Linked DNA regions of Homo sapiens: region 2 is linked to region 1. A link is a loop called in an ENCODE intact Hi-C map of the cell type or tissue named here. Cell type or tissue: heart left ventricle. All regions are shown on one strand.

Region 1 (2,500 bases):
TGTACTGAAGTTCCTGAAACTGGGAACCACTAGTTCTTCCTACTCTTTAATGAGCAAGAGGCCAGAAAGTAGAAGGAGTAGAAGCAGGAGGGGTGAGGAAGAAAAGAGATTGGGCAATTTACAAACGAAAGAAGATTAATGGACTCACAGTTCCACATGGCTGGGGAGGCCTCACAATCATGAGGGAAGGTGAAAGGCAGGTCTCACATGGTGGCAGACAAGAGAAGAGAGCTTCTGTAGGGAAACTTCCCTTTATAAAACCATCAGATCTCGTGAGACTTATTCACTATGACGAGAATAGCACCGGAAAGATCCACCACCATGATTCACTTATCTTCCACTGGGTCTCTCCCACAACACGTGGGAATTATGGGAGCTACAATTCAAGATGAGATTTGGGTGGGGACACAGCCAAACCATATCACCAACATTAGGTGAGATGACTCTGGATTCTGATTTCCGCTCCTCATGGCAATGTGTCCCCTTACGCGCCCTTCAGCTTTCTGTGTTCCTCACTCGGTCCTTGTTCTCTATTCTTTCATCTGCCCCCAGCCTTCTGTTTGCTCTTTCCTCACTCAGAGAGCTGTATTTCCTTGGTAAATTCCAGTCTTTTTTTTTTTTTTTTTTAGACGGAGTCTCACTTAAGCCCAGGCTGGAGTGCAGTGGTGCGATCTCGGCTCACTGCAACCCGTGACTCCCGGGTTTAAGCTATTCTCTTGCCCCAGCCTCCCGAGTAGCTGGGATTACAGGCGCCCGGCTAATTTTTGTATTTTTAATAAAAAGGAGGTTTCACCATGTTGCCAGGCTGGTCTCAAACTCCTGACCTCAAGTGATCTGCCCACCTCGGCCTCCCAAAGTGTTAGGATTACAGGCGTGAGCCACAGCGCCCAGCCGGTAAATCCCAGTCCTTTACCTACATCCTCCAGAGGTATTTTGAGCCTGTTGCCCCTGGCCTTTCAGAACCGGTCTCCCCCTCCCGGGCCATGCCCGTCTCTTTCTCATATTCTAACCCAGCTTTCCCACGTCTAAACCTATTTTTTGATTACTGGTGAGGCATTCTCTGGGCTCCCCGCAACCTCCCCGGGACTTGACTGGGAAGGGCTCCCTTAGGCTCTCTGTCTCTTTGGTGCCTGGGCTGCAGCCACAGAGCAGGGAGAAAGGCCCCGGTGGCCCTGTCGGCTCCGCGCGGCGCCCTGCGAAAGGCCGGCCATGCGACACGGAAGCTCCTGCAGAACTGTCGCCGTCGAAAAGAAAGAGGCCCTCGCCGCAAAATGACTCAGTCAGTTCAGGCCTCGGCCCCAAGAGAAGTTCCCTGGTCATGTCACACCCTCCACTGAAGCAGTTCCAAAAGGCTGGGGAAAGAGCTGTTTTCTGGGAATTTGGAATGTGGGAAAAATTTCCCCAGGGAGTCAAAGTCGCCCGCGGCAGGAAGCGGGGTTCCGGCCACTGGACGGCTGGTTTTCCTGCTCTGCCACCTCCCGGGGGATGTGAGACCTGCAGGCCTTCTCCCGGGTGGAGGAGAGCAGCTGTTCATGCACCGAGGATGGATTCATTTACTGTGCACCTAGAACAGAGAGGACTAGACAACGTCCCCGACCATAATGAGGCTACACTCGGGACGGGAGGTGTCTGTAACGGGTCGTTGTTGTAAATGCGAAAGAGAGAAGTGTGCAAGTCAGAATCCCGGGAATCCTCGGCCTCCAATCCATTATCAAGTCCTCTCAATTCCAAATCCAGCACGTCCCTTAGATCCATCCACTTCCCTTTCTCCAGGTCCAAACCACTCCTCTGTCTCCTCTCTGAATGCTTTCTCCTCCCTCAATCCATTCTCCACTTAGCAGCCTGCTTAAATCCATTTAGCTTAAATCCCCACCACAGTCCCAGCCCCGCCAGGTCCAGCAGGTCCTTCATCCAGAGCCCTTCTCCCCGACCCTCTCTCACATCAGCACCCAGGTCTTTCCGTACTCCAAACACCACAAGCTCTTCTCGCCTTCGGGACTTTGCTTCTTCACAGCTCCTTCTACCAAGCATACTCTTCCTTATCTCCCCCCTATTCATTTCATTCTATTGACCCTTGGATAGCGGCTCAGCATCAGTTCTTCAGGGAAAGCTTCCCTGACCTGCAGGTAACAGATCCTCCAGTCATCTATTCTAAAACTTCTCATGCTCTTCCCTCATAGCAAACATCACAGTTTAATTACATCTGTGTGCATTAGTTTAATTAATGTCTCCTTCCCCCGAAGCTGTAGATGCAATATCACTAGTACCTAGCATGGTACCTGACATATGGTAGATGCTGAAGAAGTATTTGTGGAATAAATTTGAAAGGACCTGTGGACTTCTTACAAGCAAGAGGAGAACAATCTGGTTTGCTGAGTGGGTGTAGAAGTAAAGTTTCCACCACAGAAGTAGAACAGGACCAGGATTTCCCAGCCACTTTTATGGGATGCTTTAACCACAGTGGCATCTCCTCTTGAGCCTTCCTGGACTGTATCACTAG
Region 2 (2,500 bases), 320 kb before region 1:
CCCTTTGTTCTAAAATAGGTATTCTGCTATTTATGGAGGGATTCTCACATAATAAGTCTCTCCCTTACCATAATTCTTTATGAGTTAGTGCAAATCATTACTGATTACTTTGTGTGTGCATATGTACGTGTGTGTGTGTGTAAACCATAATCCCTATATGTTTGGCAGTCAATAAATATTTGTTAATTTGAATTAAAGGTATAAGATATACTAGATTGTGCATCTGATGTTGATTTTCTGCATCCTATAAGTATTTCTTATACATTTCTTTCTCTTTGGGTTCAAAACATACTAAAAACTGGTCCTTTCCGTATTTATTATTTTGAAAAGAACATCCATTGTTTTTATTTTTTAAGACATCTAAATTGGGGGTAGAAAATGGGGAGACATAAAAATACCCAATGCAGGGGAGGTGTAGGTGCGGTGGCTCATGCCTGTAATCCCAGCGCTTTGGGAGGCCAAGGCAGATGAATCACCTGAGGTTGGGAGTTTGAGATCAGCCTGGCCAACATGGTGAAACCCCGTCTCTACTAAAAATACAAAAATTAGCCACGCATGGTGGTGCATGCCTGTAATACCAGCTACTCGGGAGGCTGAGGCAGGAGAAACGCTTGAACCTGGGAGGCAGAGGTTGCAGTGAGCTGAGATCATGCCACTACACCCAGCCTGGGTGATAGATCGAGACTCTGTCTCAAAAAAAAACAAACAAACAAAAGACCAAAGAATACCAAATGGACATTAATAGGAGCTACTTTTCCTCCTGTACCCCACCTACCACAGGTATGAAGGTGGGGCAGGCATCCTCGCTCATTATTGCCACCTCTTTCCTCAAAATTCCTAGGTCTACTGAAATGACCATTTCCTGCTTATGTGGTTATCCACTTGTCTTCCCTATCTTACTCTTTTTTAAATAAGGATTTTACATGTTGTTCTCTGCTGTTCTTTCCATTACTACTCTTCTTATTATTCTTAGTAACTTTAACATCAAAATAGATAATCCATCTAACACTGACTTCTGAGGCACATAAATCCCCTACGGCAGATACTGCTTGTTTTTACCCGACATCTATTCATCTCTTCTGTCTTGTGAACCAAATTCAATTATCAGGCTACAGTGTGCACATGTAAGGTGGGCCCAGTCAAAACTGGCTGGTTTAAGTTAATCATAATAATTCCATTCTACATTGCAAGTGTTGGTCAAGAATTAGGTATGTGACCTAGTTAGAACTTAAATGGTACCTTGAGAAGAAGTCCACTAGGGGGCTTCAGGGAGAGGTTTTAATCTCCCATTAAATGAAAGATGTATGAAACTAAATGAATCTTTCCACTTTCTGGGTCTCTGGATATGTGCAGATATGAAGATGGAATTCTTGGTGTACTCTGCCAATGAATCTACTTAGCTCCTTTTTGTCCTAGCAGGGAACATCACCGTGTGATAAATGAAATGCCTGGTATGTCTGTCAGATGATATATGAAGAACTGAATCTGGTGTATGAAGGGAGGTCTTACCTTCCAAAGTTTACATCTGAAAGTTGAGGCTTACAATATTGTGGAATCATGTAAGGAAAGCCAAGAAATTAATAGGGAAGCTACCCTAAAATTGGCACTGAAACCATTTACTTCTGACTTAAGTGAGAAAATAAATCCATATTATTTAAGAATTCTCACATCTGCAGCCCAAAACAATCTAGCTGATAGACTTCTCTCCAGCATAACCATCAGATTAACTGGCCACATCCTAAACTAGTGGTTCTCTACTGCAGGTGGTACCATCACCTTATGTAAGGGGACAGGAGAACGGGAGTCAGTTGTTGACACAGCACATGAGGAGACTGCTACAAGCATTTAACATCTGGAAACTCAGAATGTTCAATATCTCAGAGTGTGAAACTCTCTCTCATGTGAAAAAATTACCTCACCCCAAATGCTTGTGGTTCACCAATTAAGAAATTCAACCCTCTCCCTCTCCCTCTCCCTCTCCCCACGGTCTTCCTCTCCCTCTCTTTCCACGGTCTCCCTCTGATGCCGAGCCAAAGCTGGAGAGTACTGCTACCATCTCGGCTCACTGCAACCTCCCTGCCTGATTCTCCTGCCTCAGCCTGCCGAGTGCCTCAGGCGCGCCGCCACACCTGACTGGTTTTCGTATTTTTTTGGTGGAGACGGGGTTTCGCTGTGTTGGCCGGGCTGGTCTCCAGCTCCTAACCGCGAGTGATCCGCCAGCCTCGGCCTCCCGAGGTGCCGGGATTGCAGACGGAGTCTCGTTCACTCAGTGCTCAATGGTGCCCAGGCTGGAGTGCAGTGGCGTGATCTCGGCTCGCTACAACATCTACCTCCCAGCCGCCTGCCTTGGCCTCCCAAAGAGCCGAGATTGCAGCCTCTGCCTGGCTGCCACCCCGTCTGGGAAGTGAGGAGCGTCTCTGCCTGGCCGCCCATCGTCTGGGATGTGAGGAGCCCCTCTGCCTGGCTGCCCAGTCTGGAAAGTGAGGATCGTCTCTGCCCG

Evidence for each region. Hi-C counts contacts between places; a loop is a spot of excess contacts. Peaks named below come from ENCODE experiments on the same cell type or tissue, not always from the same donor. Only the 100,000 strongest peaks of a DNase experiment are listed, where the experiment ranks them.
Region 2: it touches region 1 in a loop (5-fold over the local background); 56 of 110 quality-filtered maps call a loop at or near these places.

Annotation. Positions count from the first base shown.
Region 1 is chr1:227,446,417-227,448,916 of GRCh38, forward strand. No RefSeq gene overlaps it. Among named protein-coding and RNA genes, the nearest start is that of LINC01641, 54 kb to the left of the region's middle. In heart left ventricle, a CTCF peak has its summit at 1,477 (motif pointing left); a DNase peak (open chromatin) is centred at 1,455; H3K4me3 peaks cover 619 bases; H3K27ac peaks cover 746 bases.
Region 2 is chr1:227,130,161-227,132,660 of GRCh38, forward strand. The region is part of intron 10 of CDC42BPA (CDC42 binding protein kinase alpha); the gene reads right to left. Among named protein-coding and RNA genes, the nearest start is that of CDC42BPA, 190 kb to the right of the region's middle. In heart left ventricle, a CTCF peak has its summit at 1,258 (motif pointing right); no DNase peak of the experiment used is centred here.